Linked DNA regions of Mus musculus: regions 2, 3, 4 and 5 are each linked to region 1. The links are chromatin loops, found by intact Hi-C in ENCODE. Cell type or tissue: heart. All regions are shown on one strand. Region 1 overlaps Zbtb46 (zinc finger and BTB domain containing 46). Region 2 holds the start of Tpd52l2 (tumor protein D52-like 2). Region 3 has its middle 9.0 kb from the start of Abhd16b. Region 4 overlaps Uckl1 (uridine-cytidine kinase 1-like 1). Region 5 holds the start of Uckl1 (uridine-cytidine kinase 1-like 1).

Region 1 (5,000 bases):
TGCTATTAAGCATTTCTTTTTGGATGTCAGCCGTGGTCTAGGAGGCCGTGAACACACAGAAGCATTAATATTTTCTTTGTTTCTAATGTTTTCTTTCTATTCTGTGCATCTGGGGAAAGGGTCTGGGGGTCATTAGCACTTGTCTTCCAGGGGACTTCTCACTGTGGCCTCAGGGCTGTCTTCTTATTAGGACAGGAGCCTTCAGCAGAAGGGTGGGCTTCAGTAACAGGCTGGGCTCAGGTCACACGTGACATTTTCCCTCTCTTTACTTTCTCACATAAAGGAAAACAGATTTCCTTGTTGGTCACTACAGCTGTTCTAGCCAGAGTGCCTTAGGGCAGTTCACTTTTGAGAAACTGCCAACCTTTCACAGCATGATTCATGTTCTCAGTTATGCCGAGACTCCAGGTTCTCTGTCTCCTCAGTGTCTCCTTGCTGTTTTCTGTTGGTTTGGTAGATGCTGTTCTCACAAGTGTGAAATCATTTTTCTCACAGTGCTGGGGATTGAACTCAGGGCCTTGAGTATGCTAGGCAAGCACTTGCCACAGTCATGCCTGACTTTTTATCTAAGGGCTAGGGATTCAAACTCAGAGCTGCATGCTTTAATGGGAGGTGTTCTTAACCCATTGGGCCATCGCCCCAGACCCTTTCTACAGTTTTGATTTGCGTTTCTCTGATGGCAAAGATGTTTGAGTGTCATTTTGAGAGATTATTGGCCCTCTGTGTCTTTAGATAACTGCCTAGTCAGATCTGCTAGTTGTTTTTATTTACCTTTATTATTGAATTATAAGATATTTTAAAGTCTTGATATATGTCTTATAGCTGTATAACTTTGGGATGGAATGTGGTGCAACGGTGGAGTGCTTTTCTAGTATTAATAGGAATTAGATTCAGTTTCCAGCATCATGTAAACTAGGCGTGGTGGCCAATGCCTGCAGTGCCGGGACTTAGGAGGTGAAGGGAGGAGGATCAGGAGTTCAAGGTCATCCTTGGCTGCAAAGTTAGAGGCTAACACAGCACACCAGAGATCCTGTCTCACATATGTACAGGTAACTATGTGAGCTGCACATCTTCTTTCCAGTCTGTGGGTTGTCATCGAAGCATATCGGCTTCTATTTATTTATCTTGTATTTTGTTTTATTTTTGAGATAGAGCCTCATATATCCTAGGCTGGTCTCAAACTCACCATGTAGTTATGAATGACCTTGAACTCTCTGGTCCTCCTGCCTCTTCCTCCTAAGTGTTTGAAACTACAGGCATATGCCATCATACCTGGCACAAGGTTTTTAATTGTGATAAAGCCCAATTTTTATGTTTTATTGCTAGTGCTTCTGGTGTCTGACAACCCATCGTCAAACCTGAGGTTTTTTTCTTCTAAGAGTTTTATAGTTTTAGCTCTAATGGTTATTGGTACATGTTGAATGCCCCCTATTTGAGAAGAAGAGATCCTGTAGCCACAGAGCTGGGCCTGGGCTCAGGTCTTTGTCCCCCCTGCCCCCACTGGGAGTCGTAGCCCTTCTACCTTGGTTGTGAGTGAAGCTCCCACTGGACTGTACATTTTTCTGTGCTGTGTGGCGTGTTATAGATCTGGGCAGGTGGGATCAGTAGCACAGTATACAAGGCTTCATGTTGCTCCGGGCAAGTGCACAGTCCATAGGGTTGGATTGGACTGACGGTTTATTGCCCTTATTCTCCTGTCTTCATTCCCCAAATGACCTGTGTGTACCTCCCTGTTCCTAGATGTAGACCTGACGGTCACTGAGGCCAGCAGCTTGGACAGCCGAGGCGAGAGAGCAGAGCTCTATGCTCACATCGATGAGGGCCTACTAGGAGGAGAAACCAGCTACTTGGGCCCACCCCTCACCCCAGAGAAGGAAGAAGCACTACACCAGGCTACTGCAGTGGCCAATCTTCGTGCTGCACTCATGAGTAAGAACAGTCTGCTGTCACTCAAGGCTGACGTGCTCGGTGATGATGGCTCACTTCTGTTCGAGTACCTGCCCAAAGGTGCCCACTCACTGTCTCGTAAGTGCAAGTTCTGGTGTGTCACTGTGTCTTCCTTTGGTTTAAGCACCTCAGTTCAGCCCTTCAGACCCTGGAGTCACTGAGGATGAGGCTTGTAGCTAACCTGTCTGTCAGGCAGATTGCTGCGGGTTGCAGCCACCTTCCAACTCAAGGTCTTTCAGAAAGTAGATTGGCTTTGAGTCTTCTGGGACCAGCATACTTGCTTAACAGAACAAGAAGGGTGTTAGTATGTGTTACTGGGCAGCGAGAGGGATCAGTGAGCATTTGTTGGAATGTTTTGTGCTCAAATTTGAAGCATCTAAACCTAAAATCCACCAAGCTTACAAATTCACACAATTAGTAAACTTAAAACCACAAGTTCCTTTTGAGCCAGTGGCAGGTCTGGTGCGAGATAGTCCTTTGTGTCCAAGGGACAAGCACTGGCTCCCTCTACTGGTCCCTGTGCCCAGCCTTTGTGCTGGGATTTGTTTTGTGTGGGAGACATGCAGAGAGCCACTGACCCAGGGGTGTGGACCTTGCTTTGTTCTTGCTAGAAAGTGCTGGTCACATGTGCGTTTTTAAAAAGGAGTTGAATGCTACATTTAAGACCTTAGTGTGTCTAGCTGAAATACAGACCACAGACTGACTATGCTGCAGCTGAAGAGCAGCTGCTATTTAGCAGCTGGCTCCCCCCAGTTGCCTTTTCCTGTGAGACAGGAGGCATTAGCATCTGCAGAGCTCATAACCATAAGACAGGCTGCTCCCCTTGTCACAGTACATGCTGACTATAGCAGCCAATTATGTGATGCTGGGAGAGTAGTATGACTACCCTGGGTACCGATCTAGCCCCAGAACTTCCTGTTTGTCTGGTACTCAGCATGAGTGAGAAAATGACTTGGTACTTTTCTCTCTGTGGGGGAGGAAGAGACACACCCCACACTGGGGAACATGAGGGGTATGCTATTCCAGGAAGCCTAAGTACATATATAATGGTGACTGGTCATCCTCCGGACCGCTGAATTACAGGACCGTTTCCAGCCACCTTTGATGCTGGTTCTTTGGAGCATGTTTACAGTTTTGTTCCCATGTGCACTAACATATGATTGGGCTTTTGTATCGGTTTGAGGAATTATGCAGATTACTTATGGCAAATAAAGACCAAAGGTGGAAAATGATGTCTGCTCTCTTTATTTCCAAGTTCCCTATCAAGTGACCATGAAGGCCAGCTGGGATTAGGCATACTTTCAGAAAACACTTTTAGGCCTTGCTTTCCATGTCTGAGAAGCAGGGGCGGGGCCAGTTCATAGCTGTTATGATGTATTAAACAAATAGCACGGGAGAGTGTTGAACATGTCTTGGACAAGTCAATGTGGGTGATGTCTCAAGAACAAACTGTATCTATGGGTAGAGATTGTTGGATCCCTCAAGGTCCCAGAGTATTGGTACAGCTCATGGGGTGGTTACAGGGGATTTGGAGCCCCTGGAATTCACATGAACGGAGGATTTCTGAAATTCAGCACCTTTTGTGGGTAATGTGGAACAGTAGAGGTGAGGCGGGATTAATCTCACTCTTCCTACATACTCATGGGACATGTGTGTCCAACGTACCGTAAACTCCCCGCTCAGGAGAGCCTGTGGTAAAAACTCCACTTTTGTTCCTTGGTTCCCTGGTTCCCCAGATACTGTTTGTCCTTGAGAATAATTTTGGAATGCAGGTTTTCTATCATTTCTGTATCCGGTAGCTTCACTTTGGCATGAGCTCTGTTCAAAAGAAATTTTAGCCTGTTTTTGCTGGGGACCTGCAGTAAACAGAGTCAGAGGGCGTGGCCAGCCCTAAGAGCCGACTTCACTTTCTGTTTCAGGATCTTTGCTGTCTCTAGGTCTGACGTCAGAAAACCCTTCCTGTCCTGCTGTCTGAGTGACCCTGGTCTAGGCCCTCCTTGCTTTAAGAAATGCTATAGCCAGCCGGGCGGTGGTGGCGCATGCCTTTAATCCCAGCACTTGAGAGGCAGAGGCAGGCAGATTTCTGAGTTTGAGTCCAGCCTGGTTTACAAAGTGAGTTCCAGGACAGCCAGGGCTACACAGAGAAACCCTGTCTCGAAAAGACAAAAAAAAAAAAAAAAAAAAGTGCTATAGCCAAGCCAGGGTAGTAGATGGCTGGGATGGGGCTATAAATGTGTATTTTCTTTCTTAAATCTCTCTTCTGGAATGAGGTACTTCTCAGTTTGTATTTCATAAGGCTTAGAGGTGGTACAGGGCAGCAAGGTGTCCTTGTGACCTTCTTTGAGGCTTAGCATATGAACCCAGTACTTCTGCAGATTGCCAAGGTTTTTCTTGATCTGTCCTTAACAGGTGGAATCAGCTTTTGGGTTTGATATTTTGTTATTTCAATGATGTTTTAAATTCCTTGTTTTTAATATCCTAAATATGTTTTCATATACATTTGTCCTTTTATTTTCTATGTATAGGGCAGAAGTTGACAGAATCTTTCTGGGTAGAGGTAATCACCTGCACTCCCAGCATCGAGGAGGCTGAGGCAGGAGGATAGTGAGTTTGAGTTAACCTAGGCTATATACTGAGATCCTGTTCTTTCTTAAAGTGGCAGGATTTGGGGTTTGAGCCTTGACTATGTGTGGTACAGGAAACACACCTGCTGGGCTGGTAGATGCTAAAGAGCAAGTAGGTTATTTTAAACATTATCTTCTAACCCTAAGTGAATTCTGCCTCCTTCTGTGCTACATTAGAATGAAACGCGGAAATATCCAGAAATAAATTCTTGTTTCCCAAAATGTGTGGTTTGTCTCACTGTAGCAAGAAACCACCATGCAGTGGTGTACAAGGCAGTGCCCCATGTCCCCTTCTATCAGCCAAGTGCACAGGTGTGGCCCGCCTGCCTGCCTACCTGCCCGCCCGCCGTGCTCCACGCACCTGGGTAGGACAGAAGCAAGGACTGTCAGTAGAATATGATCGAGGTCCATGTGTCTACGAAGTCATCT
Region 2 (5,000 bases), 86 kb before region 1:
GATGGCGCACACTTTTAATCCAGCACCTGGAAGGCAGAGGCAGGTGGATCTCTGTAAGTTCCAGGCTAGCCTGGTCTACAGAGCTAGTTCCAGGACAACAAAGGATATACAAAGAAACCCTATCTGGAAAAACAAAAAATTAATTTCAATTTTTTTTCCTACATAACTCTAATTTGTGTCAAGTTGACATAAAAACTAACCAGTACTCAGAATAACCAAATTTTATGTGAACCTGGCTGGAAAATAAGCTATCTTTAATACTTGGTGATGATGCCAGTGGCTTCAAATTCATCCTCTCCCTCGTTCTCCTTTCCTTTTTTTTGTGATGCCAGGCTAGAACACAACCTCATACATAATTGGGAAAGACCTTTCCCAACACTGCTGTGTAATAGTTTCCTCTGAGATTGAAACATTCCATCCAGCAGGGAAACCTTTACGCAGAAAGGTAAACAACTCAAAATAGCTTCAGGAAATCCCCAAAACTAACTAGAATCACGTTGTCCCTCCCAGTCAGAGTCAACAATAAAAGCTGAGAGTCCCTCACAGCTTGAAACTGAGCTGCAAAGATGACTCAGAAGAGAAAGGTTTCAAAGCCGAGTTTTGAGACCAGAGCAGCTGCCCAGAAGAAGCAGATACCAGGCCAATTGCTTGGAAGAGGTAAACCTCTTTATAACTGAGGCTCCTCGAAAGGACACTTTCCAACCTGTTGAGCTGCCTGCAGGCTGTGTATTGTGTTCAAGGTTCTCAGCTTTGTGAACTATCACCCAGGTTGGGGTGGAATTTGCTGTTGCGACCATCTTTGGGTCATTTCTGCTCCTGTAAGTAACCCCTTGCCCATATCCCTGTAAATAACCCTAATAATGCACATTACTTCACTAAAGTAGACTTTGGTGGTATCTGTACCTTTGGTCTGTTCTGAGTTCCCTAGCTGGGATGAGTAGATAGATGTGTGATGCATCTTCCAGGAAAGGTTTTTTTTTTTGGGGGGGGGGTTGTTTTTGTTTTTCGAGACAGGGTTTCTCTGTATAGTCTTGGCTGTCCTGGAACTCACTTTGTAGACCAGGCTGGTCTCCAACTCAAAAATCTGCCTGTCTCTGCCTCCCAAGTGCTGGGATTAAAGGCGTGTGCCACCACACCTGGCTTCCCAGGAAACATTTTGTCACACAACAATGACTGAGTCACATCCTTAGCAGTGTCATTCCAGGGACCAGAATCTACTACTTAAAGATGAAAATAAAACAGTAGATAGCCTTCTGAATTTGCAAATTCCCTTCACAGTAGAAAAAAAAATCCAGAATGTATAAAAACCCAAAATTCTAATGCTTAGGTAATGTGTTAGTGCAAGCCAAACAGTAGAAAGGTTTTTTTTTAATTTAGCCAGTGTAGTTAAGTAAGCATCCCCAGTGTACCACCTTCTCAAGATTTTAATCTCCTGAGCCTGAACCACACTTCTCCGTAGCAACTCCTTACTGGCCTCAGGTGTCTGTTTTGGCAACAGATCTGGTGTTCTGGGTGTGCCCCTGACTCACTCAACCCTTCTCCCTTGAGAATCTCTAAGTAGGCTACAGTGGCGTTACCACCCAAGAGGCGCTGCTCCAAACACAAGGATAGTTGCACCGCCCCTTCCCCGTAGGGAGCCGCCCACAACGTCTCCGCAGGAGCCTAGCACCAGATGTGGTATCCCCTACGGCCCAACGAAAGATAAAGAGCTGCAGAGCCAGCGAGAGGACAGAGGGTGAAGCGCATTAAGGAGAAATGTCTGGAGTTATGAAACTCTAGGAACTGAGAGGGAGCCGAGGAACGCCGCTTCGCAGTGCTCCGAAGGGAGGCCGAGGCGCCAGGGCACACACAGCAAGACCATCGGGAGCCTTGAGGTCAAGGGCCTCTTGGCCGAAGAGAAACAGCGGATTGGTTTGGCAGAGGCTGAGGGGGGGCCGAGTCGCGACTCGGAGGGCGGGAATGCGGCACAGCCCCTGCCCATCCACGGTGCGGGTACCTTGGCTAGCAGAGTCCATGTTCAGGCGGCAGCTGGGTGTAGCTGGCGTCGGTGCTGGGATCGCAGGTCCTACAGGAGCCCAGCCCCGAGGACTGCAAGCTGGCAGCTTCGTACACACGAGCCAGTGGAACTGTAGGGCCGCAGTCGCTTACGTAATCAGCGACGCGCCGCCTTCCTTCCGCTCGGGTTCGTACTCCGCCTTCTTCCCGCCCTCGGTGAAGTAGTGTCCAATAAGAACGTCTTCTGGCCCCACCTAAGACAAATCTTTCAATTTGATAGGTCAGACTGCAGCGAAGCAGGAAGCAATGCTTCTAGTCTGGTTCCACAGTAAGATTCTAGGGTGAAAAAGGGCAGAACAGCTGAAGCTCGAGGCATGGGTGGTTCGGATTGTGTTGCAGTTCGCCGACTTCCCACCTTTAACCTCGGCTGCCCACAAGACTTCTGACTTTGCACCTCGACAGGTCAAACTCAGGCCTATGTACTCCCCAGTCCCCTGTCAACCTCTCCCCACCCCCTGTAAATTCTTTTGGTTTTTGAGTCAGGTTGCTTGCAGCAAAGGACGACCTTGAATTTACTGTGATCTTCCTGCGTCCACCTACCTAGAGCTAGAATTACAGGAGCAAACCATCACAGCTGATTTATACCGTATTGGGGATCGAGAATTCAGAGCTTAATGCATACTGGGCAAACATTGTACCAATTAACTTGCTTTTGCAACCTCTTTATGGAGACTTTTTATTGTCTAGGGAGTGCACTAAAAGTGTAGAGAGCGCGATTCGTCTTCTTGCCCTGCAGGTGCCGCTGTCTCCAGCTGGATTCCCACACTAGTAGGCCAGCTGTTTGGGGGCTGCTGGGCGGCTTGTATTCTGGTACTGGAAGAGTTCACACAGCACTGAACACCTCAGGGACCTGTTGGACCCTCCAAATAACTGAAGCCCAGCCCAGTGTAAGCACTCCGGTATTTTCTCACTTTCTTTTCACAGCATCAGGTGAGCCAGCACTGGCGCCCCCTCCCAGTTTACAGATGAGCAAACTGAGGCTAAAGTAAATTTCCAAAGATCACTCCAGAGCTTTGAGGTTCTTTTTTTTTTTTTTGATTTATTTATTTATTATATGTAAGTACACTGTAGCTGTCTTCAGACACGCCAGAAGAGGGCGTCAGATCTCGTGATCAGATGGTTGTGAGCCACCATGTGGTTGCTGGGATTTGAACTCCTGACCTTCGGAAGAGCAGTCGGGTGCTCTTACCCACTGAGCCATCTCACCAGCCCCGAGCTTTGAGGTTCTTATGGTTTTAGTGTGTCAACACTGACAGGAGAACAAGAGTGCCCCCCCGCCCCATTCCAAATGAGGAAGTCGTGACCATTGGGCAACTCTCTGCTAAAAGCAAGCCTTCCAATTTCTTTTGGCCCTTAATATTTTTCAGAAGAAAAAAAATCCTTAAAACAATATTCCCCCTCTTTCAGAATTGTCCCACCTACAAGATTGAATTTTCAGGGCTGGTTAGATGGCTCAGTAGTTAAGAGCATTGACCACTCTTCCTGAGTCCAATTCCCAGCAATCACTTGGTGGCTTACAACCATCTGTAATGGGATCTGATGCCCTCTTTTGGAGTGTCTGAAGACAGCTACAGTGTACTCATATACATAAAAAAGGTTGAATTTCCCTCTCCAGCTAGGCCCCAGTGAGTACTAGTTCCTAGATGCTTCCCACTACCTGTTCCTTCTCTGGCTCTTCTCCCTGCACGTGTCTTCTTGCACAGGACTAGGTGCTTCATTGAATGTGACAGTATCCTGTTCAAGGCTGTCCACTAATATATCTTCTCCATTTACCATTTTGCTTAACCCAGCCTGGTCAGCCCCTGCCCACAGGGCTGGAAACCACAAGAGCATTAGTCCCTTCTTCATGTAGTGAGTGACCACAGTACAGACAGTGGAAAGCTGAACATCTGACATTCATTTTGCATTCTTGAGCCATGAACAAGACCCAGACCTAGCTTAGGTCTGGCCCAAGATGACACCCAGTAACAAGTGGGTAACATTAACATCTGGTAACGATTCAGGATCTCTAGGACTCACGCCACTCTGTGCCCTGTTAATATAGGTCTGCAGTCCCTCTGTAAATCTCCCCTCCATAGAATACAGAAATGAGAAGGGGGTACCGCACAGCAGCATCTGCTGAGACCTGCTAGCAATGAGACCCTGTAGTGCCAGGAGTCTCCTTTCACTGGGAACTACTTGAATCTTTCGTTAGTGTTCTCTTCTCAGGAGCTACCCTGTAGCCCAAGCCAATGTGAAAGGCACTTTCCTGTGACTCCACAGCCTCCCTTGATCAAATACCACACATTACCATAAATTGGATCAGGTTCATCTTTACATTGCTTTTAAGAATTAGGCACAGACATTCAGATGTTTGCAAGGAAGAGAAAGGATGGAAGCAGGAAAGAACAGAAAGAAAGTGAAGGAAGATATACTGCCTACTCTCCCAGACACCAAGATCCCCAGCACGGCCAGCTTTTCTGTATAGATGTAAGGAGAGGAACAGTTGGGGGGAGCTAGAACGTGTACAGATGCCCAAATGCATGAGTCACAGTAACAGTGGCTATAGTCTCCAGGGCAATTGGAAGTCCTCAGGCTCCAGTGGACTGCAGTGAGTTGCCTCCAGGTTCTTAAGGTGCCTGCGTGCCAAGAACAGTGCAAGCTGCCGGCGCCGCCGGGCACTCAGACCTTGGCCCACGAACCAAGGAAAGGAAAGTCCGTGTGGCCCCCAGGCCTCGGCATCGTCCAGCTCCTTCTGGCATCTCTCACGATAAGAACGAAGTGTTGCTAAGCACCACTCATCATCAACGCGGTAGCGTGCATATAATGCAGTTTCTTGAGCCAAGTTGCTGGCACGTAGCCAGCGGGTTACCACGGTGCGGCCCTCGCGAGCCATCACAGAGGGATATCTGTGCTGTAGAAGGCGCAACAGCAGCTCATTGCCACGGTTACCTTCCACATCCCCC
Region 3 (5,000 bases), 73 kb before region 1:
TCTACAAGCCTGTATCCATACAAACCCTGCCCCACTCCTTCTCTCTTTTGAAAGGATTTCATATATCCAAGATTGGTCCAGATCTTGCTATGTAGCTGAAGATAACCTTGAACAATTGATAACCCTGCTTCTACCTCCCAAGTGCTGGGATTATAGCTTATAGATCCATACCTTCATACTGTTTATGCATTGAGGAGCAAACTCTGGTCAGGAAGCAAGCATTCCACCACCCGAGTCATACCTACAGCCTCTTATTTTGTTATTTCTGTGTACAGGAATAAATCTGACACACACTATAGCTTGCTTTTCTTGACAGTGTGTTATGGGCTTCACTGCTGCAGCAGCAAGCTACTGTCTTGGGTGTCCTGCTAATGTGTCAGGTGTCCCCAACCAACTTCTAGAGCTTTCCCCTCTGCAAAAATGGCTGCAACGTGCACAAGCAAATTGTTTTCCAAGGACCCTTGCTTTCAGATGCCATGTGATTTGTTTAAACCCTTTTGCAAAAGTCCTTTTCAACCAGTGAGTCTTTCCTACTCTGGAAGAGATCTTGTATCTGGAAGCTCTACACCACCTAGGGCAGCTCTGAGCTTTTACTGTGTATCTATCCTGTGTGTATAGATTTCCTGACCACTGTTACGACCACTGACTAGAACAGCAGCAAAAGCCATTCTGCTCTGTCAGTCAGAAACCCATTGGGAATCCTTCCCCTGTAAAGGACCTGGGTACCTTCCTGGTGATCAGATAGAAACTATGGTCTGGACTTAAAGCCATGATCCCTGGGTCTTGAATAAAGCTGTGCTGAGGGTGGATAAAAGGTGGGTCACTGCCTTTTTTTATTTTTTTTCTTTTGCACTTTTTTGGTTTGTTTTCAGTGATTGATTGATTGTGTGTGTGTGTGTGTGTGTGTGTGTGTGTTGGGGGGCAGGTTAAAAGACAATTTGTAGGAGTCAGTTCTCTCTTCTACCACATGGATTCTAGGAATTAAACTCGGGTTTAAAGCGAGCACCTTTATCTGCTGAGCAATGTCGCCAGCCTGGCTAAACTGACTTAGCTATTTGGCCACTGGGGACCTAAAAACCAATAACAGAGGCTGGAAAACAATTTAGCTAAGATGATTCCAAAAAGAGACTTGCAAGGGGACTCAACTCGGTGAGGGGTGCCTAGATCCCCACAATGCAAAGCCTATTCTCATTTTTCCTGGCTTCTTGAAAGGAACCATGAGAAAACTGGAGGGTACTGAAGCTTTTATAAGTTGCTACAGAAGGGGTAGTCCATGCCAACCCCATGGAGAACTGAGGCATGACCTGAGGATCCTGCTCAGCGCCCTGTCACCTTCCTCTCACTATGCCTGCCGCGCTAGAGAGCTCCAATGCTAGAAAGTGGGGACTTGGCAGGGGGATTGAAGTCAACCTGCTCTGTAGTCATTCCTTGACCCAGAAACTCACTGAAAAGTAAGACAGCTATGCTTCAGGGTGATCTCTCAGAACGAAGTCTGGTCTGAAGCTGAACCCACTCTGTACCCAGGTAGGGTGGGCAGAGGCAGAGTGTTTCCTGGCTCAAATGCAGGCCTTGTGCTCTCCTACCTTGGACTTGCACCTCGAACCTCCCTGAGTGGTAGACTGAAAGCTGGCTTCTGCTGATAAGTGAGCATTCAGGACTGTGAGCTCAAGGGTGACCCCAGTCTGGGGAGTATATGGCCTTATAGCCATCTGAGCATGGGGGTTCGGGGAAGGAGAAAGCCAGCTCAAAGCCAAGTGTCTGTTGAAATGAAGACAGGCCTTGGTTAGGCAGAGCCATCATAGACCTACATTTGTGTCCTACATGATAGAGAAAAGACTATGACCAGGGCCTCTATCACCCTCTGGCACATTGTTGGGGGAGGGGGCTCACATATCCAGCTTGCTTTGAGCTGATCTAGGTTATGGCCCTCGCGGCTTCTTCTAAGTCACTTGCACAGATTAAAAATGGCAACTGTCCCGGAGCTGATCCCAGGGGACCCTGAAACCTGTCCCATCCCCCAGGCACTCTCTGTTCTCAGCATTATCCCCAGTCTAGGACAGCTGCTCCAGGGCTACAGCTCCCTCCACCCCATCCACCCAGACACCCAGGTGAGGTCAAGCTCACCATACCTGGATGGTAAAGGCCAGAATCCCAGGGCAAACCCAGACAGACAGGCCTTCTACTTAGTTTCCTCTCTTCCTCTCCTCTATGGAACCTACCTATCGTGGGTAGGAAAATAGAGAAAGAACAGACAGAAGGGACAAAGGAGAGGGAAGGAAATTGGCCTGGAGGGTAACCCCACCCTGGTTCCTGTGGCTTCTGTATCTGGGACTTCAGGGTTGAGCCACCCACACGTACACACATCAGAGGAGGCACCTGGTCCAACACAGGATTTGTGGACCAAGAAAATGTTTGGGTCTTTACCCTGAACCCACGAAGGGCAGGCAGTGAGGCAGAGAGGGTAAAAGACAGAGGAGAAGCTCTGATGTTTACCACCCCAGGCACAAACCACAAGGTTGTCTAATTTCACCACTTTGAAACTGTTCTGAGCTGGGTCAAAACAGGGTGCATGTGCCTGTCCGGATTCTCCAGCTGCCCATAAGGCCTCAAGAAACCTTTGAAGTGCTAGAATGAGCATACAGGAAGTGAGTGGCATCCCATCTCTCTGTGTCAAACCCCTTACACTTCCCAGGTGTATCTGGGAAGGAGGACTAAGGGAAAAGGGAGCTTGCCTGCCATCCCTGGCCTAATCCCACCTCCAGTTTATTTTTCTCAGGTTCCAGTAGGGGCAGCAGTAGGTCAAAATAGTAGTCCCTCTCTCTCAACTGAAAATAGCAGGTCTCGGCCTTAGGAAACCCCCGGAGTGGGAGGTAGAAAGGAAGAAGAGCAAAGGAAGGGAGGCTTCTCAGGAAATGCCTGGGTGCTCTGACTGCGCTAGCAGAGACTCTTGGTCATTGGCTCAGCCCTTGGAAAGTCCCAGGCAGGGCCTTGTGGACCTGGGTGGGGACAGTGCCAGCCAGGCAGCAGGAGTTTCTCACACAGGCGTCAGATGCCAGGGTGGGCTTCCTCTTCTGCCTAACTGGGTTTCTGCCATGGACGTCGTCAGGGCAAATGAAGGTAGCTCTTTATTGTGATGATCCCCCCCCCCGTGCCCCTCCCCACCTTATTACTGCCCTCTTTACTTCCACTTTCACTGTCTGGAGAACAGTTTATTCAGCTGATATTTTAATTATTGAGACAGGTTTCATGAAGCCCAGGTCTTATCTCAAACTTGATATGTTGCCAAATAAGACCTTGAACTACTAATCTTTCTGCTCTATTTCCTCAGTGAGATTACAGGTATGTACTACTGCACCTGGATACCAGCAGATAAAGGCCCAAGGGAGGGTTTGACCCAAAACAAGACTACATAGAACAGGAACTGAGACGGCCTATAGGAATTAATCTTCAGGGAATGGACCTGGAGAGCCCCAAGGTTGAGGGAAGTTGGGTATTTTGGAGGTATGAGAACAAGGCCAGTGGGTTGTAGAGACCTAGGATGGAGGTAGAAAGATAGGCAAGACTTGCAGACCAGGGCACAGAGCTTGAAAGGAAGCTGCCACTAAAGGTACCCGACTTTCCAGACTTTGTTGTATTTCTTTCTCTCTCTTTTTTAAAGGTAGGGCTTGACCACCCTTTCACCTTCTCCTTCTCCTCCTCCTCCTCCTCCTCCTCCTCCTCCTCCTCCTCCTCCTCCTCCTTCTCCTTCTCCTTCTCCTTCTCCTTTTCCTCCTCCTCCTTCTCCTCCTCCTCCTCCTCCTCTTCTTCTCCTCTTCTTTTTAAGAATTATTTATTTTATGTATATGAATACACTGTAGCTTGTCTCTAGACACACCAGAAGAAGGCATCAGATCCCATTACAGATGGTTGTGAGCCACTGCGTGGTTGCTGGGAATTGAACTCAGGACCTCTGGAAGAGCAGTCAGTGCTCACAATCATTGAGCCATCTTCCCAGCTGCCGTTGTATTTCAAAAAGGTAATGGACCTTCTTTTCTCTGTGCGAACTGGTCTGATTTAACTAACCTTAGGTTTAAAATATTTGGAAGAAGAATGAATTCATAACTGAGAATACAATTTCTTTTTTTATTAGATATTTTCTTTTTTACATTTCAAATGTTATCCCCTTTCCTGGTTTCCCCTCCAAAACCCCCCTATCCCCCCCTCCCCCTGCTCACCAACCCACCCACTCCTGCTTCCTGGCCCTGGCATTCCCCTACACTGGGGCATAGAACCTTCAAAGGACCAAGGGCCTCTCCTCACACTGATTTCCAACAAGGCCATCCTCTGCTACATATGCTGCTGGAGTCGTGGGTCCCTTCATGTGTACTCTTTGGTTGGTGGTTTAGTCCCTGGGAGCTCTGGAGGTACTGGTTGGTTCATATTGTTGTTCCTCCTATGGGGCTGCAAACCCCTTCAGTTCCTTGGGTCCTTCCTCTAGCTCCTCCATTGAATGCTGAAAGGTTAAGAGGCTATTCTTATAGAAGTTTTGCAATTTTATGAGGTCCCATTTGTCAATTTTAGATCTTAGAGCATAAGCTATTGGTGTTCTATTCAGGAAATTTCCCCCTGTGCCCATGTGTTCCAGGCTCCTCCCTACTTTCTTTTCTATTAGTTTCAGAGTATCTGGTTTTATGTGAAGGTCCTTGATTCATTTGGACTTGAGCTTTGTACAAGGAGATTAGAATGGATTGATTTGCATCCTTCTACATGCTAACCACCAGTTGAACCAGCACCATTTGTTGAAAATACTGTTTTTTCCCTCCACTGGATGGTTTTAGCTCCTTTGTCAAAGATCAAGTGACCATAGGTGCATGGGTTCATTTCTAGGTCTTCAATTCTATTCCATTGATCTCCCTGCCTGTCACTGTACCAATACCATGCAGTTTTTTATCATTATTGCTCTGTAGTACAGCTTGAGGTCAGGGATGGTAATTCCGGCAGAAGTTCTTTTATTGTTGAGG
Region 4 (5,000 bases), 160 kb before region 1:
TTCTTGAGAAGTTTGAAAGCTGAGACTAGGATGATGTGATCTGCCCAGGCTTCTTTTCAGGCAGTTTTCTTTCAGAAATTGCCTCTGTTAAACATATGTCTCGTTCTCTTAGCACTTTTGCATCAGGGTGTACCTCAGACAAACAGCAGGTAATAGGAAGATGACACAGAGCATTGAACTTCAGTAGAAGTTGCTCATTCTCAGATTTGAAGACTATGGCCAGAAATGGCACCCCTTTAGGGATACAGACCCACTGAAATGTCAGCATGGTTCTGAGTGCCCACTAGCATGAGTGGTAGGCTGTAAGTGTGCACAGGTACAGATCTGATTTTACCTTCTTGGGTTAAATTTCCCTCTTACACCCTCTGTTGGTTTCATGTCATGATCTTAAACCACTACCACATGCACATGTATATGTGCACATACACACATTGCCAAGACAGAAGGGGTCATACTGAGAAGAAGTAAATTCTTCATAGGATTCCAGCCTTCCTTATTGCCTTTTTTTTTTTTTTTTTTCCAGACAGTGTTTCTCTGTGTAGCCCTGGCTGTCCTGGAACTCACTCTGTAGACCAGGCTGGCCTTGAACTCAGAAATCTGCCTACCTCTGCCTCCCAAGTACTGGGATTAAAGGCATGCGCCACCACTGCCTGGCCCCTTATTGCTTTCTATCTTACATTGCTTGACAGGGTATCAAGCCAGAGAGTCCCCCAAAACATACATCTTTCTACTGGCATGTGGCCAGTATACTGCACTTTCACCTCCTGGGGCAACCAGGGGTAGGGCAGCGGTGGCTGGACTACCTAAGGAGTGTGCTGTGCTGGGGAGAGAGGCACAGTCCTTAGATCCTCCTTTTTCTTGAATAATGAGGCCCTACCCACCACAGTCCACATGGGTAGGATTGTGGCTCTGAGATCATGCATATCCTCCTGTGTCCTCCTGCCATCTTGCCATTAATTGCTGTCCCTTGTTCTTGCTGTGTGAACAGCCTGAGATCTTGTGCCCCAGTTAACCCTATGGAACAGGTAAAGGCAGGTTTCTTGGACACACTCTCCCCAGTTGAGCCTATATTGTGCCTGTCCCACTTTGGTCTGACCAGAGAGGTTGAAAACTGTTGACTGAGGCTAAGCACATTCCTCTTTACAGCAGCAATGCAGGGACCTTGGACAGACTTCTCCCACCAGTGGGTACTGGGCGCTCACCCCGGAAGCGCACCACCAGCCAGTGCAAGTCAGAACCACCCCTGCTTCGCACAAGCAAACGTACCATCTACACAGCTGGGCGGCCACCATGGTACAATGAACATGGTACACAGTCCAAGGAGGCCTTTGCTATTGGTGAGAGTGGTATGGGAAGGCACCTTGGGGATCTGTCTGCATGGCCAGCCCAGCTGCAACAGTTTGCAAGGTACCCTTTCACTCCACAGGCTTAGGAGGTGGCAGTGCATCTGGGAAGACCACTGTGGCCAGAATGATCATTGAGGCACTAGATGTGCCCTGGGTGGTCCTGTTGTCCATGGACTCCTTCTATAAGGTGAGGCCCTGCTCATCTACCCCCAGAGCATCTTCTCTCTGTGACTGCTTTGCCTCTACAAATGTAGGCCTGTGGTCAGCAGCAGGCTTCATCATGCCCCTCCACCCCCAGGTTCTGACGCAGCAGCAGCAGGAACAGGCTGCCTGTAACAATTTCAACTTTGACCACCCTGATGCCTTTGACTTCGATCTCATCATTTCCACCCTTAAGAAGCTAAAACAGGGCAGGAGTGTCCAAGTGCCCATCTATGATTTCACTACCCATAGCCGGAAAAAGGACTGGGTAGGCCCATGGTGTGGGGGCCTACCTATGGGAGAGGTTGCAGGGGTCTGAGCTGGACATTAAAACTCTCTGGGTTCCTTTTCAGAAAACCCTGTATGGTGCGAATGTCATCATCTTTGAGGGTATCATGGCCTTTGCTGATAAGACACTGCTGGAGGTGAGAGCTTGCCGGGAGCACCCACTCCACAGGCATCCCCATAAATACTCTCTTAGTAATACGCCGCCCCATCCTCACAGCCTCTATGATTTGAGATTTCTCCCTATTGGGCAGTTCTGGATGCGCCCCACCTGGTGTATCCTAGGCATTTACAGCCGTTCTTTGCCATTAGCTGACTACTACAGTGGGTGTGGCGTCTGCGGACAGTGGTTTCCTCTCCTACCTTCGGGGAGGGAGCTGTACTTCTGTCTCCCTTGCTCTTGATATTTTTCCTTGCTAAAGAACAAACAAGGACTTAAAGCCAGTGAGTTTAAGGGACTTTGCTGCAAGACCTCCAGGATATACTTGAATGTGACTCTGGCCAAGAGGACTCTTACCATCTCCATGTGGCAGCTCCAGTCTCTAGTTGGCTCCTCAGGACCACCTATCCCATGCTGACTGCAGGAGGCCATACCCAGAGCTCACAAAGCCCCACTCCCCCAGTGTTCATGGGAGATATAACAAGTGAAGTCATACGTACATCACACTGCCAAGTACCATCCCTGCCTGACTTGTCAGTTGTGCCCCTGACTAGTAGTAGTCCATAACTACACATGCATCCCAATGAACACTTCCTAGAATGCATCCTACATGCACTGACAATTAAACCAATGGATGCCTTGTGGGGGAGCTAGCCCCAAGGATCATGGCCCATAGCCCATGAGCTGACCATGTTGCCACTTTGGCTGTATCGATCCTGGCTTCTGTCTGATAGTGCCCCTGGTGCCTGCCTCAGTCCTGTGCACTGGCTTCTCGTCCCACATCCAGCTCCTGGACATGAAGATCTTTGTGGACACGGACTCTGATATCCGACTGGTTCGGCGTCTGCGCAGGGACATCAGCGAACGAGGCCGGGACATTGAGGGTGTCATTAAGCAGTACAACAAGTTTGTCAAACCTGCATTTGATCAGTATATCCAGCCTACCATGCGGCTGGCAGATATTGTGGTGCCCAGAGGTAAGCCTGCCAGCCCTTGTTTTCCTGCCAGTGGGGCAGAAGGGCCTCCAGGCTTCTGAGTTATCTTTTCCCCCTCCAGGGAGCGGGAACACAGTAGCCATTGACCTGATTGTGCAGCATGTTCACAGCCAGCTGGAAGAGGTTAGTTAGCCAGGTAGCACTCAAAGTCCCTGTCTGTTGTCTCCCAATAGAAGCTTGCTTACCCTACCCCCACACGTTCTCTGTCCGCTGCAGGTACTGGCACTCAAGTGTCCTGAGCCTGCTCCCTAAGCTTATTATCTGGCCCAGCCCTCTGCAATAGGCAAGGGGACTCGGCCATGCTTGGAAGGCTACACTCCTGTCCCTCCCGACCCCATGGTAGTAACAAGGGTGACCCACTATCCATTGGTCTAGGATTATGGGTTTCAGCACTGAGTCCTATGTCTTCTCTTTCCGAGTGGGTCACTGTACAAGGGACATTTTCACACTATAGGTCCCACATTATATGGTTTATGGCTGGGTTCTGGGGTCACTACTACTACAGGCCCAGACTCACAGGTCCCAGGTCACCTGACCCCCCACGTTTGAGGTCCTTAGAAGCTTGCCTCCTCTTGCAGTTTGCAGACCCTGAGCCATCTCCACATGGGGCTGAGGAGTGTCCATCACTGGGGGTGGGGGTAGCCTGGCTGCTTGGCTTGGTCACTGATACGTCACCCATTCCCTTATGTCTCCCTGTGTTGCTGCCACAGCGCGAACTCAGCGTCAGGTAAGACTCCACAACAGTCTGCACAGATGGAGGCATTTCCAACATCTACATAGAGCTCCGGGCCAGCGGTCACCTAGCCAAGCAGGCAGGCAGTCTTTACCAACACCCGGGGTAGAGTAGCTCAGGCCTGCTGCTGCTCCCCTTGGTGGCAAATACGAACTCCAAGGTACAAAGACATTAAAGAATTTCCCAGGCTTATGCATTACTTGTGCTAGCCAGATGTTCATGGAGGGTCCTTCCCCATACAGCCTATCTTGGGCTCCAGCCACAGAGAGCACAGCAGTCCTCCTGGGCCAGCACCAGCATGCATGTTCCTAGGCAGGGACCACATTGATATGTTCCTACAATCATAAGGCCTGTGTCCGCATCTAGGCTGCTGTATCTTAAGCTGAACCATCCCATGGGTCATAGGCTCAGTTGACTCTGAGAGGTGGGGAGTGAAGGTTTGGCTCTGCCTTCTCCACCCTGCCTACCCAGGCCCTGCCCTGTCCTAGCTTAGTCTTCAACCGACAGCACACCTCAGGCAGAAGTAATGCTGGCAATGCGGCAGAAAGAAGAAGGGATAGACTGAGCTGTACCACTATCTTGCTGATCAAGGTCTGGGCAGGAGCTATAGGCAGCACCAAGTTCCTACCCTTCTCCCAGGCTTTCCTCAGAGTTTGGAAGATCTATTGGAGCCACTGTGGAAGCCCTCACAATTCTACTGGATAACCCAGGAGTTCTGAGCCAGTGTTGAAAATGCCTCCAGGGTCATCTTCATAGCCCTGCTTCCTGTCCTTGCATGAGTCTCCACTTGACCTCACCAAGATCAGGGTACCACAGACCTGTGCCAGGGCTCTTTTAAAGCCTCAATTCTGAGAAAATTTTCTAGACATGGCCAGCTCCACTTTCCATTTTCTGGCCAGCCAAGGAAGTGGTGACTAGTGAGTGGCCCACCTCAGTCTCCTTCAACTCCAGGAAGCTACTGGTGAGCAGGAGGGAAAAGCAGCTGGGTGTGGGTAGTGCTCCACCCTCAGGCGCCAAGGCTGTCAGTGCCAAGACTGCTTCCAGCCTCCTGCCTCAAGTCTTTAGCCAGTTGGTAGCCACAGGGCACCTTCTGTAGGGACTTGGCTGCTCTCCCCACTAAGTGTTTTTCTCTCTGTTCTTTTCCACTTTGTAAACCTGTTTCCTGCCTTGTCCCCTCCCTGAACACGCTCTTCACCTGGCGAACAGAGGAAGCTGCGTTGGGATATGTGAGCAGAGCAAGCTATGGTTGTGCTGCACGGTGTGCTGCCCTGCACCCTGCA
Region 5 (5,000 bases), 170 kb before region 1:
TGGTTATCGCCCTTTGGGGTGCCTCCCTGGGGCCACAGCCATGTGAAGCAGAGGCTGGCCAGAAGGAGCCTAGCTCAGGAGTAGTACTTAGGAGAGACTGCAAATGTCTGCTATGCTAGGTGGGCCTATAAGCCAAGTTCTGTGGAAGGCCTCTTTTTCCCTTTTATTTTATCTGCCCTTGGGATCTAGTGGCAGTCAGTCATTTGATATAGAAATGGAAGGATAGTGAAAGATGGGGTCTCAGCCAGTGTAGCAACTCTAGGCTGGGCCTCACCCCTTTCTTTAAGGGGCCCTGAGGCTAACAGGGTCTGCAGGTTGGACAAGGCCAGGAAGAGACATCTGGCCTCCTTCCTGGTTCTACCTTCTAACCCTATCCCCATCTCCCAACCCTGCTGTGAGCCACACCAGGAGAAGGCTGGAGGGGGTTGGAACGAGCTTTTTATAGTGTTGGTAGGGGTGGACTGAGGTCTCTGCTTCTGATCCTGGATGATGTGAATTTTGATATTTGCCTCTGTGTGTCTCCTGGATGTTGTTGATGCCAGTCTTGTTGCTGTGACAAGTAGCAACCTTTTTTTTTTCTTTTTTTTTTTTTTAATTCTGGGTTTTTTTTATACAAAACTCAACAATCTTAATGTCATGGTGCTAAGGGTTTCCTGGTGCCGAAGGTATTGCTGTGGTACTGACTAGCACCTGCCCCCAGCCTCAGCAGGGAGCGTTTCCAAGAAGGCCAGCTCCAGGGAGATTTGGGGTGAGGTCCTTGTACACATGTATTTAGAAAGGCTCTGACTCTGGGCAAGGTAACCATGGCCTGGTGTGTTGTAGGTGTTGAATGGACTCTCCAATTCCTACACACTTTGATGTGGTCAGAGGTGGCTACAGAGGTGGGTATGATCCAGTGTCAAAGGGTAGGCTGGGGCTTTGGAGTGGTTGTGTGCAACTGTGGAAGGGAAGGGGGCCAAAGTGCACTTTTCACAACACCTCTGTGGGGTGTGACCATCCACCCTAGCCTCTCAGGTACTTGGCACTTGTAGGGAGAAGTAGGACCTGGGTTTGCTGGGGGCTGAGTTTTCCAGGACGAACCAGAAAGCCCATATACAGCCTTGCTATGGGACTGTTCTGGGTAACTTGATGTTAGCACTTTAACTCAGTCTTTGAGGTCAGTTTTGGGGCAGCTGTCAAAAGCTGCAGTTGGATAGGTACCAGCCTGTGGTGACTGGTAAGTAGTGGCAAACTAGACTGTAAAGCTCTTCCATGGTGGCAGGGCTCATCGGTCTGCCCACCTCCCTACTATGGCCCAAAGGTAACCACCAGCCTACACAGATCCTCAGTAAGAGGGACCATCATGGCAGAGCTACAGAAGGTGGGTGGGCATAGACTTAGAGGGCCAAACCAACCCTGGGTCCTTGGCAAAATGCAAAAGTCAGGGTCTCTACAGATCTACCTCTGGCTCAGCGCTTGCCCTGCCCTAAAAAAACAGAAGTGCCAAGGGCAGACATTTCATGCAGAACCAGGGTGCACTTTATGTTCCTGCACAGGCAGATGATGGTGCCTCCTGGAGGCTTTGGGATCTTCCTGTCCCTATGGTGGTTCTGAAGGGAGAGCTGTTCCCCTGTTGGGTGAAACCCAGGTCCCTTGCCCTGGAGACCTGGTTTCCCAGGTCACCCCACATACCTGACTGCAGCGCCTCCTAAACTTTGGGTTCCTTGGTTTGGTTATAATGCAGTTCTCATTACACAAGTGCATTTCTGGCTATCACTTGTAACCATAGATATACATGCATATATATTCTATCTACAAAGTGTTTTATTTGCAAGATGTTTTGAGGTGAGCTTTGGTCCTGCCCGCCTTGTGGTCATCTGTCCTCATCCTCATCCCCTGGCCCGGAGTGGTGCGGTGGTGGGCCATCAACTATGTATTAAAGTCACTGTATCAAATAAATGTTTATTGATTTTTTTTTTCCAGGGATTTTGTGTGGCTGAGTTTGTGTTGAGGCAAAGGTCATTCTCGGGGCTTGCCGCACGGCCTTGTGGGGATTGTAGTCCGCAGCGTGCCTGCCTCCCGGTGCGCCTCCCCGGCCTCCGCCAGGTTCGGGACGCCATGGCTGCGCCGCCGGCCTCAATGAGCGCCGCCCCTTCGCCCCTGCAGTCTGCTGTGGCCCCAGACGTGCCTGGCCGCCAGGCCGAGCAGAATGAAACGGCGTGCGAGGACCGGTAGGCGCGGGCCTGAATAAGGCAGGGGCCGCGCTTGTCTCTTGGGAGGGGTCGGAGCACGGCTTGCATCTCTTCCTAGAGCCGGGACGGCTCCCGGCATCTCCATAGATGGGCAGCTTGATCTCTACAGCCTTGTGGATCCTGGACAGGTTTCGGCGGCTCTCCAGCGCCCTGGGGCCTCCTGGGCTATGTGTCAGCCACCCCCTGCCAGGGAGAGGGAGGTGGCAGACGACCTGGAGGGCCCCAGCGGACGGAAGGCGGAACTGGCCCAAGCTCCAGCTTTTGGAGGCACTGAGAATGGAAACCTGTTTGACATCTTTAGCGTGGGTCTCTGTTCCTAGTGGGTGCGCACTTGGCTCTGGGCCCCCAGCTGGGCGGTAGGCGTGTTCGACCTTCTGAGTTCGTCGAAATTGAGCGCAAAGTTGCACCTGGCGGCCAGTGGTGCTTGTGAATGTAAGATGGGGTGGTGATTGCCACCTGTCCGAGAGTTTGGGGGCCTTTGAGACTTTCGAGGCTTTCAGGAGAATGGAAGGGGAGATAAGGGTCCTTGTAGGAAGTAGGAGACTTAAGGGTCCTTGTCTTCACTCGGCCTGATCATCACTTGTAGCAACTCTAGGTCGTGGCCGCCAGGGGGCAGTGACCATGCTTGGAAACTGCTCGTGACACCTCTTCCGGTCTGTATGAGTCAGTTGAAGGCCAAATGTCTTCCGGCTTTGCATGCCACAGTGCACCGCCTGAGAAGCTGTAACCCCGGACGCCTTTAGAAAGTGAGGTGCTGGCAGTGGATGAGGTGAATCCCAGCTAGTTCACACACTCCAGGCATTCTGACCAGGAGTCAGACTTTGTGAGGCCGTGGCCAAATTCCTCCTCCGAAGGTTCCTGGGGATACACCTTGAGAAGATACAAACTGCCCTGGTGCCTCAGGCACTGGCAGCAGTAGGGGAGGGAGTCGCTGGTAGACTAAAGCCCAGCTTGAGGTTTCTCCTATTGCCTTTCCCAGCACCTGGCTCCCTATCTGCCTGCCCCTGAGGCCTTTTCCTTGGAGTTGTCTGACCTTAGCCAGCACCGCCATTGGCTTTCATGTCGATATGCAAAGTGGAGATGGATTTGGGATTAGAGAGTGGAGAGAAGTTAATAGGTACTCACCCAGAGCCTTGGGGGGGGGGGGGGGAGGCAGGTTGGCAAGTGAGGCCATGAAAGCCTTTAATCCCCCAGTCCTATGTCTACCTTGTAAAAATGGCTTTGATGACTCTGAACCGCCTTCTGCCTCTTGCAGGAATTCCACAGTAGCACCGGGATGGGTTGCTTGACTAGATTTAACCATAGCAGAGGGATCTTGAGACCTTTCTTTGGTGGTCCAAGTGATGAGCCTTCCTCTCTTCAGTCTCTGCTGTAGGCCTTTCATTCTGGTTTCTAAGATATGGGGGATGCAAATTACAGGGCAGCTCTAACTTCCATGGAGTTTCCTTATCCATGAGGCACCGGCTTAGGTCCTCAGTAGCCTCTCTCTGTTTCTCTGTATAAGGATACATACAGGTCTGCAGCAACTCCCTGGTGAGTGGCTTTGAGCCATAGATGACAGCGCTGTTACCTAAGGGATAGCCAGGGGAAAATGAAAACTGAGCAGCAGCTTCCAGCACCACCTACCTCAGACAGCCCTGAGGCCTAAAATGGAGCCCTGAAAGAAGAAAACCTCAAAGATGGAAGTTAAGGAGTGTAGTAGCCAGGTAGCCTGGTGTATCTTAGGTAAAGATGAAGTTCTGGGGTCAGGGTGTGGTATTTTGGAGCCAAGTCTAGTGAATCAATAGGTGGGACAGGTCTATTCTGTAAGCAGTAACAAATCTGGAATTAAGTAAAGCCTTCCCTTTCTAAGACCAGCACGATGTTAGCTTCCCACAGACCTGTGGCCTTTTTGCTACCCACTGATCCTGACCTGCTGGGGTACCCAAGGAACATGTCAGGATCCTCTGTTGTGCTTAGCCAGCCAAACTTAGAGAACTGATTCCCTAGGACTCCTTAACTCTGCACCCCTGCCCAGAACAATATTAGCCTCCCAGAGCAATCCTAGGGCATATCCAGCCAACCATATCTAAGGGTAGAGTCAGAGGGACAGACAAACTATAAACACATACATGCACATGCAAACAGAGATTGGCTCTTCCTGCTCCTGGTGTCTGGGGATGTAGACATACCCACAAGTTACCTAGGTAGTGAGAAGAGCTGCCTCCGAGGCGGCTCCCAGAGTGGCTCCTTTTCAGATGCATGAAGTCCACTTGGAAGCTTCCTTCTCTGAGCCCTGCCAGACTTAGTGCTGTAGGCCAGCCAGGTAGGATGAGGTTGCAATGAGGCCAGCCCACCCCTTGACGAGAACCCCAAAGCCAGCAAAACCTCTCTGATTAGATCTTAAGTCAATAAAGGGATTTCAGCTGAGGCTGGGACCGGATCTTCCCTTTCCATGCTGTGGGCAGGGAGGTTGCTGTGTCCCCTGCTGACTGATGAGGCCAAGGTGGCCATCGGGCTTACTGGAGCCTGTGTGAGGTGGGGTGGAACAGTTATTCTTGGATGTGCTAGGGTAGAATTTCAGATTTGTTTATCCTTGTAGGAGGCACCTTGGGGCCAGGGGAGGGGCACCCAGCTCAGCACTGACATTCAGATCGCCTGGCCTGGTGGGGCCTCAGATTTCCTTGTCGTGCTGTGTATGCATTGGGAGGCAGAACTGTGTTTCTTCCAGAAAATTTGGGGAGAGGTACTAGTGGTTCCCAGCAAGTCCAGGTCAATGTGCAAGCAGCT

Evidence for each region. Hi-C counts contacts between places; a loop is a spot of excess contacts. Peaks named below come from ENCODE experiments on the same cell type or tissue, not always from the same donor. Only the 100,000 strongest peaks of a DNase experiment are listed, where the experiment ranks them.
Region 2: a loop joins it to region 1, with 7 times the contacts of the local background. A loop is called at or near these places in 28 of 42 quality-filtered maps.
Region 3: a loop joins it to region 1, with 3 times the contacts of the local background. A loop is called at or near these places in 28 of 42 quality-filtered maps.
Region 4: it touches region 1 in a loop (2.6-fold over the local background); 10 of 42 quality-filtered maps call a loop at or near these places.
Region 5: it touches region 1 in a loop (2.5-fold over the local background); 6 of 42 quality-filtered maps call a loop at or near these places.

Annotation. Positions count from the first base shown.
Region 1 is chr2:181,408,721-181,413,720 of GRCm38, reverse strand. Zbtb46 (zinc finger and BTB domain containing 46) reads left to right here. Exons shown (of 4, transcript NM_027656.2): 2 at 1,741-2,025. Among named protein-coding and RNA genes, the nearest start is that of Zbtb46, 13 kb to the left of the region's middle. In heart, a CTCF peak has its summit at 2,463 (motif pointing left); a DNase peak (open chromatin) is centred at 2,470.
Region 2 is chr2:181,494,329-181,499,328 of GRCm38, reverse strand. It overlaps Abhd16b (abhydrolase domain containing 16B), which reads right to left. Exons shown (of 1, transcript NM_183181.2): 1 at 4,349-5,000. The coding sequence ends at 4,598. It overlaps Tpd52l2 (tumor protein D52-like 2), which reads right to left and starts at 2,187. Exons shown (of 9, transcript NM_001373959.1): 1 at 1,997-2,187. The coding sequence starts at 2,015. In heart, a CTCF peak has its summit at 2,786; DNase peaks (open chromatin) are centred at 1,618, 2,178 and 2,868; H3K4me3 peaks cover 2,026 bases; H3K27ac peaks cover 1,722 bases.
Region 3 is chr2:181,481,656-181,486,655 of GRCm38, reverse strand. It overlaps a transcript of Zbtb46 not described here. Among named protein-coding and RNA genes, the nearest start is that of Abhd16b, 9.0 kb to the left of the region's middle. In heart, a CTCF peak has its summit at 2,790; DNase peaks (open chromatin) are centred at 2,035 and 2,925; H3K4me3 peaks cover 327 bases; H3K27ac peaks cover 1,728 bases.
Region 4 is chr2:181,571,184-181,576,183 of GRCm38, reverse strand. Uckl1 (uridine-cytidine kinase 1-like 1) reads left to right here. Exons shown (of 15, transcript NM_026765.3): 2 at 1,147-1,337; 3 at 1,427-1,533; 4 at 1,645-1,815; 5 at 1,901-1,972; 6 at 2,780-2,969; 7 at 3,049-3,110; 8 at 3,698-3,714. Among named protein-coding and RNA genes, the nearest start is that of Uckl1os, 4.8 kb to the left of the region's middle. In heart, no CTCF peak of the experiment used is centred here; a DNase peak (open chromatin) is centred at 3,043.
Region 5 is chr2:181,579,066-181,584,065 of GRCm38, reverse strand. Uckl1 (uridine-cytidine kinase 1-like 1) reads left to right here and starts at 2,093. Exons shown (of 15, transcript NM_026765.3): 1 at 2,093-2,210. The coding sequence starts at 2,098. Zfp512b (zinc finger protein 512B) reads left to right here. Exons shown (of 17, transcript NM_001164597.1): 17 at 1-1,963. Uckl1os (uridine-cytidine kinase 1-like 1, opposite strand) reads right to left here. Exons shown (of 3, transcript NR_027289.1): 2 at 3,438-3,623. In heart, CTCF peaks have their summits at 2,599 and 2,815 (motif pointing right); DNase peaks (open chromatin) are centred at 1,465, 2,295, 2,905, 4,855 and 1 weaker place; H3K4me3 peaks cover 2,451 bases; H3K27ac peaks cover 2,648 bases.